Regions from separate parts of the Homo sapiens genome. Here all the other regions are linked to region 3. Evidence: read pairs that join two places in POLR2A ChIA-PET (ENCODE). Cell type or tissue: CD4-positive, alpha-beta T cell. All regions are shown on one strand.

Region 1 (4,000 bases), 91 kb after region 3:
AATAGGAACTGCCTCATTCATTGCCTCTAGGTAGGAGACTGCCCAAGACTGCCATGGGCTGAGCATGGTGGCTCATACCTGTAATCCCGGCACATTCAGAGGCCAAGGCAAGAGGATCTCTTGAGGCCAGGAGTTCAAGACCAGCCTGGGCAACATAGTGAGACCCTGTCTCTACTGAAAATTTTTTTTAAACATTAGCCATGTGTAGTGGTGTACACCTGTTATCCCAGCTACTGGAGAGGTTTAAGAGGGCGTATCACTTGAGCCCAGGAGTTGGAGCTTACAGTGAGCTATGAGCTTGCCACTGCACTCCAGCCTGAGCTACAGAAAGAGACTGGTTGTTAAAAAAAAAAAAAAAAAATAGAGACTGTCATGCTTTGAACCACATGACTTTATTCCTAGTTTACAACTGGCTGTACCCAAGGTCAATCAATCCTCAGGATGGCCAGCAGTATAGAAAAAGATAAACAGGACCATCAAATTCTCTCCCAGAAAAAGGATGAGAAGATACTTGGTGCTATGGTTGGAGATTGTTTGTTTGGTTCTGCCTAGTCCCATGGTGAAATTTGATCCCCAATGTTAGAGGTGGAGCCTGATGGGAAGTGTTTGGGTCATGGGGGCTGAACCCTCATGAATGGCTTGGTAATGAATACATTCTTGCTCTGTTGATTCCTGCCAGCACTGATTGTTAAAAGGAGCCTGGTGCCTTCCTCCCTCTCTCTTGTTCCCTCTCTCTTGACACATGACACACTGGCTCCCCTTTGCCTTCTGCCATGAAACAGTCTGAAGCCCTCACCAGAAGCAGATGCTGGTACTGTGCTTCTTGTGCAGTCTGCAGAACCATGAGCCAAATAAACCTCCGCTTTTTATAAATGACCCAGTCTCAGGTATTCCTTTATAGCAATGCAAATGGATTAAGATACTTGGTGAATGAGGCAGGGAGAAGCAAGCTCTGGGGCTGAAAGGGTATATTGAGAGAAATTGTGACACACAGTGGATCAACACGTGGCCAGAGAAGCTAAAGGGAAACAGAAACTCTGAGTAAGATGAGGAAGCAAAAACTATGAGAAAGCAAAAATAATGAGGTGGAAGCTCAGGCCCACCAAGCGTAGCTGGTTGTCACATGGATGGCAGCCTACATGTGCGGAGTTGGACAAATTCCTCTTCTCCCTTTTACCTGACTCTACTCCAGTTCCTGTTCTTCCTGTGGCTAGGATATGTGGCTTTTCCTGGGTTCCTAAATGTTTTAAATCACCAGCAGCAGGAGTAGGATAAGCACTGCTCTCAGCACACATTTTTTGAGATAACTTGAATGTGTCTCTGTCACTGAAACTATTTATAGTGTTGTTTTGAATGATGTAATTGTAGCAGGATTATAGCTTAAACACACACACAGACACACACTCCTTTTTTTGTGCCTGCTTCCTGCATGTGAGGGAAGTGAAGTGGTTGTTATGCTTATTCATTTACACATAACTTCTGGAATTCCACTCATACCCCCCAAATACAGGCCATGACTCAAAAGTGCCCCGGGCACATTCTTGCTTACTTTTCTCGCTAGCAAGTGAACAGGTGAACAGACTTATTTTGTGGGTCTGCAACAGCTTCAAGGGATTTGGAGTTCATTGATCCCAAATAACAAGAATACTTTGCAGTAACTGTCCTCCTAAGTTGATTTTATTCTGATGAACTCTTATCAGTGAGTGGTTTTTCCCTAAAAATAGTTTCTAAAAGGGCTTACACAGTGGCTACCTCCCTAGCAAGAAACAGAATGTATAAATGGAACATGCATCTAATTGTCAGACCCCATCCTCAGTTCTTTTGTGTAATATGAAAAAGAAATGTTTTAAAGCAGTCAAGATATTTAGCTCTAAAAATTAGCCAGTAAGAAGCTACTTGGATAAAGTTAAGTACGTTTTTTTTTTCTTTTTACAAACCTCCCTTTGAAATAAACCAGACAGAGGTTCCTTTCACTTCCATGGGAGTTTTCAGCAAAAGGAGAATGGAAGACTTCATAAGCTCTAAACAGCCTTGGAGGCCATTCATAGACTTCCTAGCATTCTCTGCCATTTCCCAGTGCTAACGGCCCTGAATGTAGCTTCTCACTATCGTTATTGTCCCTCTTGGGCACTAGCCTGGCAGCTGAGCTCTCTGAAGCTTATAGCCTTTGGAGTATGGGAAGAAGTTACCAACAGACACAGTCACAGGCTGCACAGAGAAGAGATGAGCCAGGAACTGGGGCAGTGGGAAGATGAAGAACATAGGGCTATTTTCACACCCTCCTGAATCCCATTTCCTGTTTCCTGCGCCTGCTGCTCCTATAGCAAGTCTGCAAAAAACCCCTGGGGTGAGGACACTCAGAAACCATCCAGACATGCACAGATTTCTCTGCCTCTGCCTCCAGAAACAAGACCTACATAGCCTGCTGCTTCTTCAAAATGTCCTCCTCATACTCTGTTGCTGCTAGCATGGCACTGGCTTGGCTTCAAGAATCCTGTCTTTTAGGGGATCAGAGGCAGATTCTGATATCTGGCCAGTACTCCACATGCTAGTTTACTATTTCCTCTGCTAGAAAATCCTCATCCTCTTCAGGTTCCTATTTTCTCACAGGTATGATGGCATATTCTTTTCTAATTTCATTTCTCTCTTTGAAAGGGTAACAGGTATAGCTTTTGGAGTGCCCCACCACCATCTCCACCAAAACTTCCTTCATTGTTCTGCCAGCTCTGAGTGAATTTCCCAGATAACCTTTTTGGTAAGTGTTCAAAATAACTCAGGACAAAAGATCCTAAGAGTAATCCTAAAAAGATCCTAATTATATTATACCTAGGGAAATACCCTAAAAGTGGGATCTCAAGATGTCAATGCATAAGTCTCTTTAAGAACTTCAGTAATGTCCATCCCTGATTAACTCTATTATAATAGCTGAACAAATCCACACAGATCCAGAGGGAAGTCCCCATTCTTTGCCTGTCTTCTCTTCCCCATAATATGGCCCCCAATCTCAGATCTCTGTGCTATTTGAGATTAGAGCTAGGATGGGCTTTATAAGTAGGCTTATTTGAAAAACAAACAAACAAAAAAACCAAAAAGATGGGTTTTTTTTTTCATCAACTACAAATTATAATCTGGGAAACTTTGAAAAGACAGCTACATTTGCAATATATTGCCCTCCCTGTATTAGCTAGGAATGCTTTTGAATACAAATCACAGAGATATAATTGTAGTTTAAACCATTATTATTAAAGAGAGGCAGGTCCAGGGTTCAATCAGTGGCTCAGTGATGTCACAGAAATAGACACTGTCTACTATTCTGCTCAGACATCCTCAGGGAGTTGGTTTTTTTCCTCCCTGCCTGTTGCCTAATGGTCACATGGCATCATATCCTCAAATCAAAGTGGATGGACAGAAAAGGGCTCAAGAGCTTTCTTCTAATAGGAGTCTGTTTCTTTTATCTGAGAATGAAAGCCAGAATTCAGTCATATGTCCATCACCAGTCCAGTCACTGGTGGAGGAGACTCACATTCCTGTGACTGACTAGAGCAATCACTATCCATTCCTGGGGCTGTAAATTAGGGTTTGGCCCCACCTTCCTTGAAATCAAGGAGTCTAGTTCTTTCATGAGGGAAAAGGGGTAAAGGTGGCGGGGGGGGAGGGGGGATGAGGAATGGTTGTTGGGTAGGCAGCCAAAAATGTCTCCCATAACCACCAAACTTGCTGATACCTGGAATCCAATCCCATAATTTTTTTCACTGATGCTTTAACCCAACAGAGGCTCTGCCCCAGTGAAAGAACACTCCTTATATTTTTAAAGACATTTATATCCCCAAAATATTTAGTTCATCACATTTTTAGAACAATACCAAATAGGAAATTGAAAACCAAGAGCGAAACATACATTATCATGAGCAGTGGTGATGCGCTTGTAAATCTTTAGCCACTAGCTGGGGACGAACCCTGATTTATGACTGTTGATTTTTGTGGTGTAAATTTTCCCACC
Region 2 (4,000 bases), 130 kb after region 3:
GATGGACTAAAGAAACAGTGCTGCTTGATTATTAATCAAGTAATGCATAGATTTTACTTAATTTTGGCTTAAAGTGATGGGTCACTTTCTGTAAAAGCCAAGTACTTGGAAGAAGATTGTTTATACATTATAGGTGCTTGGTCAGTAGGAGTTTATTTGAAATAGCCTAGCCACCTTGCAAAATTCATCAAGGCTTTCAAAATACCTCCCACAAAAATTTCCAAAGATATAGGTCAGTGATTCTCAAGCTTTAGCATGCTTCAGAATCACCTAGAGGGCCTGTTAAAACAGAGATCAGTGGGTCTTATTCCTCTTAGTGTCTGATTAAGTCTAGAATAGGGCCTGGGAATTTGCATTTTTAAGAAGTTCCCAGGTGATCCTGGTGCTGCTTGTCCAAGGACCCAACTTTGAAAACCAGCAGTTTGAGAGGTAGTATTGTAGTTCTTATCTTGGCCACACACCAGAATATCTAGGATGCTTTTATAAAGTACACTTAAAAGCTTTATCCTAGATCTACCAACCAAATCACAAGTTAGGGGTGATTCTGGATTCAGTAGAATTGATTTGTCTAGGTAGAAAAAAGGGATTGGCGTGTGTGCCCATGATCCATGCCTTTCTGCCTTACCATTTTACCACACCTTTCAGGGCTTCTTTCCTTGTGGTCTAATTTATTGGCTTTCAAATGTTTTTTTGACTATCACTCATTTTGTGTGTGTGTGTGTGTGTGTGTAACTGAAATAAAGTGCACTTTGACAGACATATCTATATTACACATATACCAATACAGTTGATTTTCATTATTCGAGATAGTTATGTTCTGTTATGTTGCCATGAGCACGAATTATTTAATACCTAAGCCATTGCTCCAAGGGACATAATAGGGTTAAGTTCTCGCTAGACCCTGGTCACAACAGTTTCATCTGCTGATCAGTTTGTAACTTTGTTTTATGTATGTTTCTGTTTTTAAATTGTGTATTTAAAATACATTGTTGATTCATTGACATTGAACTCACAGCCGGCAGCATTGTAACTCATGTCTGAAGGAAGCTTATGTTACACATGTATTTTCTCCATGAGGCACATGACAGTCTTCTTGTGCTGAGGAACACCGGACTGCACTTCAGCACCATACTCGGGGGCACCTTTAGACAGTGAAATTACCCACAAAAGGCATAAAAATGTGAAAAACATGGTACAAGTAGAACATGAAAAGGATGCTTGTTTATAGTATGAGAGTTGAAACAAGATGTCAGAGTGTCACCTTGTTTGACCTCAGCTGGGAGTATATGTCAGGTGGGCAACTCAAATATTTCACTGTTCTGCACGTGTCTGCAAGTGACTGAGAAACTGTCACAAATAAAATTTAGCAAGTAGGCGAATTTGCAAATAGGGAATTTGCAAGTAATGAAGATTAGCTGTGTGTGTGTGTGTATATATATATATATATATATATATGCATTTTTCCCTTTTCAGTTCTATTTTGTTAAAAATAATTTTGGTCATGAGCTACTAGATTGATTTCATGATTCACTAGTGGTTCAACTCACAGTTTGAAAAACGCTGCTTTACTTAATTCAGCGACATGGGTTATATATTACTTACTACTTATGCAATGATAAGTGATAAATGATATTAAACTATATATGTATGTTATATAGTTTATTTTGTATGATTATTATAGTTTTATTATTAAAAGATATATATGTATATCTTTTCCCCCTTTGTGTAGTAAATATAGAGTTTAGTCTTGATGGGGAACTTGGGTTTTGCAGGGTATATCCTCAAGTTTGTATTTGTAATAGATCATTATTGGATGGACTGTGGAGGCAGTGCATGGGTGGTGGTGGTGGCAGAAAACTAGAGACAAAACTAGTTATGAGTTTACTGAACTGTGATTTCTGACTGCATTTTCAGCAAATTTATGGCAGAATAAAAACAATTCGGATACTTTGTGGATTAAGGAGTTTCATTTAAATCTTCATCTTATGTCAGGGTTTCTTAACTGAGGTCTTTGGTGCCTAGATAGACTTAATGGAGTCTGTGAACTTTCTGGGTTTGTTTTGTTTTGTTACCGCAGTTTCATATGGATGTTTACCACTTCCCTTCCAGAGAATCATCAGACCTAGAGTAAATGACCCTGATGACTCATTAAGGAGGTTAAGAATCACATTTTAGTTGATAATGCAGATTGCTTTTTTAAAAAAAAATAGTTAATCTTCATTGCATGTGAATCACAAAGGTTTAAATTTTCTGAGAAATCTGAGGAGGTATTTTAAAGTTTTAGACTGAATTTATACTGATGTGAAATGCAGAATTTTACTTATTGATACTTTGTTGTTTGTGGAAACATATTACTGATGAATAGAAATGTATTGAATATAAATAATATTATTACATTTAAGCACTAAAGTAAATCTAGATATTGTGACTAGGCACTCTGGCTTATGCTTGTAATCCCAGCCTTTTGGTAGACTGAGACAGGAAGATAACTTGAGGCCAGGAGTTTGAGACTAGCCCAGGCAACATAGCAAGTTTCTACACACAAAAATTAAAAAAAATCTAGATACCATTTGCCTGTATTGCAGTGGTATTGTGTTTAGAAACAGTGGCATAAATAAAAGTTGCCCTTTATTTACTGTTAGGACATTAACACAGCACAGGAAGGTGCTGATTCTGTAGAGTAATAAAACAGTACAGATGGTCGTTGGAAAGGTACTCAGCCACCTAAGCATATCTTGAGGTAGTTAATTTCTCTGTAAACTAGAAAAATGAAACCCCAGATTGTTTACATTATATTCTGTTTTTGGAAATACCTACTCTTCCATTATAACAATATCATGTGTGTTCATTTGTAAAAAAATTCAGAATATGCAGAAAAAGTGTGAAGAAGAAAACACAAATCCCTTAAATTTCCACATCTCTGAGATATCTCTGTGGTTGACCTTTGGGTGAATGTACATTCTTCCATACTTTTTTTCTATGTAATATATTTGTATGTGAATAGGTCTATGTGTGTAAGAGAGAGAAAGAGAAAGAGAGGTTTGTTTTTTAAAATCTATTTCAGATTGAAAAATTTCAGGAAAGAATTTCTTTAGCTCCTTTTGAGCCATCACTTCAGTTATTGGATTAGCTTTATTCACTGTAGCCTGAGACATGGGCGTTGTAAGAGAATGGCAGCTTGTATTGGGTCACTGGTCTAAAGGGAGCTTGAGAGGAAGGGATAGTCATTTTCCAAAACAAGAGAATTTTAAATATAGATATGGTCATTAAAGAAATTCTTGTGTGCTGAGCATCAATTCTTATTTGTTATTACTGTAACTAGTTAGTGGTCTGGTGTATATGTTGACTGTAATCTATTCAGTTCCATATTGAGGGAAATTGACATATCAGTCAGAGTTTTTTTTTTTTTAAGTCCTTAATAAAAAATGCTTTTGGTTTTTGAATTAAAGTTAAGTAGATTTCCCCCTTCAAGTTAATTACCTCATTTTTTCCTTAGAACTTTTGTAGTTTGTTCTAGTATACACTGCGTTGTAGATCAGTATATTCATTCAAGTGGATATCCAGTTGTCTAAACATCATTTAAAAAAATAATCTTTTCTCCCTGGTATGAGATGCTACCTCCATCCTATTTGAATTTTTTTTTTTAGCTCATTTGGTGTATATTTTAACTTTTAATTTTGTTCCCTTTAAATTTTCCTTCAGAATTTTTTTTGTGTGCAAGAAACTGTTTAAATCATTAATTGTTTTATCTTTTCAAAGATAAGATTATTAATTGTTTATTATCTTATCTTTTATCATTTATTTTTATATCTGGTAGAGCTAGTCACTTCCCCTTACTCATTATTCTACTTTTTCAGAGTTTACTGGCAATTGTTTCTTATTTTTTCATATGAACTTTATCATTGTTTTGTCTAACTCCCAAAAATAATGTTGGCAGTTTTACTGGGATTCACCATACATTTATAAATTAGCTTATAGAGAATTGACATCTTTATGATGT
Region 3 (4,000 bases):
TTCCCAGTGGATTGCCTTGCATCATGGCCAGGGTGTGTGCATTCAACTTTGGCAGTCTTGGCCTGAGTGACAGAATACTGGAAGGTCCTAATAAGCTTCTCCAATGAGCATAGGCAGTGATGGAACCAAACCATCAAAATGAGCTCTTCAAAGAAGAACCCAGGTTTTCCTCTTCAGCTGCATATGATCAATTCTAATTAAATGGTAAAGGAAAGAAGAATAGAAGGAAAGAATTCTTGAAAATCTGGTAACTAACATGGAAGCTGTGCTTTATATCAGGTTATGTGAGTAATCTTGATCTGTCTACAAGCTCAAAGTTTCTATCCAAATATATTTATCTGGATCCGAGGCAGGATCACTGCCAGGCTCTGTCACCTGCTCAGGAGAGTCACCTACCCAGTATACAAGGGGATAACCACAGGGCACACCGAAGCCATTGCAGAACTTCCCAAGCTTGGGTCAGGCCTCCTGACTCTACACACGCACGTGTACTCCACCCATTCCCAGCCTCCCAGCTTTCTTGACAAGTACCCAAGGAGGATGGTTCTTGTCAACTCATTGATAAGGTCATGGTATTGTGGAGCAGGAGCTAACCTGTGTTCTATTTTCAGCTCTCTTGTTAGCTGTGTGAGCTTGGGCAAGTGCCTCACCTTCTCTGAACCTGAGTTTTTGCATCTGTTTAGGCCATGATATTACCCTGCCTACCCCACAGTGTTATCACGAAATTCACATGAACACACATATGAAGGTGCTTTGCAAACACTGTACAAGTGAAATTGTAAGGTATCCTGACTCATGTGCTAAGGCCTTTTCAAGGCACAAGGACAAATGTTTCCCAGGGATCCTATAGTTAGCCACTCTGAGGCATTTTCCCTTAGGAGCCCAGCCCTGAGGGAAACTGGCTCATGGCAGATTTTTAATCCGAACCCAGAGCTCTGGAGGCTTTATAATCCTAAAGACTAAACCAGGTGAACAACAAAAACATCCATAAAGCAATTTGGGTAAATTTCCATGCTTCCAGGTAATGCCTAGGTTTCTAAGGGGTTGCATTTGTTTGTTCAGTCATTCAAGAATTTATAGATCATCTTAACTCTGAGATAAAGTGAAAAAAAGAGCTCATGTTCCAGCAGATGAGAAAGACATGGAAACAGTCATTGCAAGACACTGACAGGAGCCACAAACCAGGTATGCATTACAATGGGCTTTGGAACACTGGGAGGCTTAAATAAATCGAGTTAAGTGACTTATGAAAGAATAGGAGTTCAGGCATGGCCAGCAGGGGCAAAAGACATTCAAGAAAGAGGAAAAGAAGTGCAGAGATCAGGAGTGGGGCTGAGGGGTAAGGAGGGGTAGAGAACAGCATGATTTTCTGGGAACTGTAAGGGATTTAATAAGTCTTGAATGTAACATAAGGAAGAAGAGGGGTAGACAGTAAGCATAGAAAGTAAGCAGAAGCCAGATCATGGTGGAAGTGGGGTGGCAGCAGGTCTCCCAAGCCAGTAGAAAGTGGAAAAGGGCAGGTGCTCTGCCCTCAAACCCACCCCATTTTCCATAGGAGGACCAGGAAGATATCTGGGAAGAAGAGACGTACCTAAAAGAAATTTTTTTCTTGAAAAGCCATTTATGCCATGTACTGGGCAACATAAACTCCCTTTGTGCCTCCAAAAATCTTTAGAGAAATTTCAAAAAAGTTATGATGTGTGTGGTATAATTGCTTTTATTGTTATAGCTAGTTTAGAGGCTGAATTTTGTATTAAGGATAGCTCAGAATCAGCTCATGCTGATAAAGAGGGAACTGACCTCTGAGTTTTTAAATCATGCCCTGTAATGAATAGTTCATGTTCCTGACAAAGTAATCAAATTCATTAACTAGCTTTAGTCCTAGTAGGAGCCCCTTTATTTCAGGAATTGACATCAAGCCTAATCTGTTCCAGGAGGAATGAATCTCCTCCATTGAGCATATGCTTACCAAGTGCCTATCACACTTACCATATACAGATATGAAGAAACCTCAGTAAGACTAAATTCTATATTGAGGGACTGTTCACCTTTTTTTGCCCACTCAGGATACCAGGCATCTAATAGGAAGGCTGGGCCCATTCAGTCCAGATTTATAACAACTCCTCAAGGAATCTGTGAAACCAACTGCAAGTACTTGTTGAGACTAAGCCAACATTCTTTGCAGTAAGAACCAGAGAAATTTTATTCTCTGTGCTTAACAACAAAGGACTTCAAGAATTGCTTCTGTCTCTCCTTCATGAGAAAAGTGGCTGGCAATCACTCTTAACCTGTCTAGTTGAAGGCATAGCTCTGGTCTGATCTAGGTCACCATTGGGCTTCCTGTGCTGTCATCTGCTGCCTCTTGCCGCAGATTCCTGGTGGTATGTCTCAGCCTTTGCATGAAACACAACCATGAAACACTAAGTGCCAATCATTTCCTATAAACTGCTTTGATTTCCTCCATGAAGCTCTTTTAAAAAATCTGGTATTGTGGTATTTATAGCTTCCTGTTTCTGCCACCTACATATTCTGATGGTTGTTGTGCTTTCTCTTTGGAGATAGATAAACATTCACAGCACCAAAGGGAGTAAGGGCTTTGTACCTTTTTTCATGGAAAGAGTTAGTCATATTTAGATTGAAGTTATAGCTTAAAAAGGAGCCCTCGTTGTATAGAAACATGGATGCCATGACACCTCCAGTGCAATATTTTTAAGCCTCTCCCTGCCATTGGTCACTTACATAGTACTGTTAAATCACTCTGTGGAATATTGTTTCTATCTTCTAGAAGCTCACAATCTATGTCAGAAGATTAGACATGCAAGTGTCTGTTGAAGTAGCTGGAGAGTGAGGCAGGAGGAGTGGAAGGATGGCCAGCAGCATGGAACCCACAAGGGGAGATTTCACAGAGGAGCCTCAATGGTGTGGGGGGTCAGGAAGAAAAAGGACCAGACAGCTGTGAATTTTGTTTCCAGGACATAAATAGGGGATTTCTAGCAAATACACCCAGGTGAGTGTGTAGAACGGGCAGTCAGATGCAAGGGGTAAAGGAGGCGGAGAGGGAGCAAAGCCATCTAGAAAGATTGTTCCTTCAACATGTGCAGTGAAAGAAATCATGGCAAAGGGAAAGCCAGGATTAGGTTGTTTGGCAGGATGCTGCAGTAGGCATACTCAGGGGCTTCTGCTCTACCTGCTCTCCCTTCTCACAATCTACCCCTACCCACATGCCTGCTGAGTGGAAAGGGAATTGGTTATCCCAACGGTTATTCCAATCTCCTGGCCTTGGGTGATTGGACCAAGATGAGCACCTGATTTGAGGAGGGCCAACCTAAGTTTCCAATGACATGTCACCTGACTGACTGGCCTCAAAAAGATGAATATGGAACAATCAGATTCGTTCTCATAGGAAGCCCAAACCAAGAGGCACAGAGAGGAGATGCCCTTCAGGAATGGATCCTTGAGATGAAAATCAAGTTGATGAGAATAAAGTGGCTGTTATCAGGTCGTGTGTATGCATAAGTCATGGGGAACCACAGGAAGTAGCTGGGAAAGAGAGAACAACAGATACAGGGAAGAAAGTGGAGAAGCCGGGAATGAGAAAGAGCGATCACCTCTAGCATTTCCTGTATGCCAAGTGCTGCACTAAGTCCCTAAGTCCTTTACATTAAATTACCTTATTTATTTCTCATAGCAATCTTATGACATGGATGCTATGATTATCCTCATTTTACAGATAAGAAACCAAGGCATAAACATAGTGTGCCCAAAATGACTCTTGGGAAAGCCATGATGTATACTAAATAGACTGGCTCCCTATTTAGTTTTTTTTTTTTTTAGTTTTATAAGTGCTTGCTTGTAGCCACCATGAATTACCACCTCTCAAAAGGGAGATGAGATAGAAGTGATCCCTGAAGCCATCTGACACCCAACCTTTCCTAAACTCAGGTACTTAGAGTTATTGGATTTTCCAGAGATCACCTGACCTCATGATCCTGAATGGGTT

What was found. Peaks named below come from ENCODE experiments on the same cell type or tissue, not always from the same donor. Only the 100,000 strongest peaks of a DNase experiment are listed, where the experiment ranks them.
Region 1: POLR2A ChIA-PET joins it to region 3 with 6 read pairs; 4 of 35 experiments call an interaction of 5 or more read pairs at or near these places.
Region 2: POLR2A ChIA-PET joins it to region 3 with 5 read pairs; 3 of 35 experiments call an interaction of 5 or more read pairs at or near these places.

What each region holds. Positions count from the first base shown.
Region 1 is chr2:148,613,464-148,617,463 of GRCh38, forward strand. No RefSeq gene overlaps it. Among named protein-coding and RNA genes, the nearest start is that of EPC2, 29 kb to the right of the region's middle. RefSeq lists enhancers at 348-953, 955-1,084. In CD4-positive, alpha-beta T cell, no CTCF peak of the experiment used is centred here; no DNase peak of the experiment used is centred here.
Region 2 is chr2:148,657,178-148,661,177 of GRCh38, forward strand. The region is part of intron 1 of EPC2 (enhancer of polycomb 2); the gene reads left to right. Among named protein-coding and RNA genes, the nearest start is that of EPC2, 14 kb to the left of the region's middle. In CD4-positive, alpha-beta T cell, no CTCF peak of the experiment used is centred here; DNase peaks (open chromatin) are centred at 1,244 and 2,094; H3K27ac peaks cover 494 bases.
Region 3 is chr2:148,522,274-148,526,273 of GRCh38, forward strand. It overlaps LOC124907896 (a long non-coding RNA gene), which reads left to right. Exons shown (of 2, transcript XR_007087259.1): 2 at 1-4,000. Among named protein-coding and RNA genes, the nearest start is that of EPC2, 120 kb to the right of the region's middle. RefSeq lists an enhancer at 921-1,458. In CD4-positive, alpha-beta T cell, no CTCF peak of the experiment used is centred here; a DNase peak (open chromatin) is centred at 2,368; H3K27ac peaks cover 3,315 bases.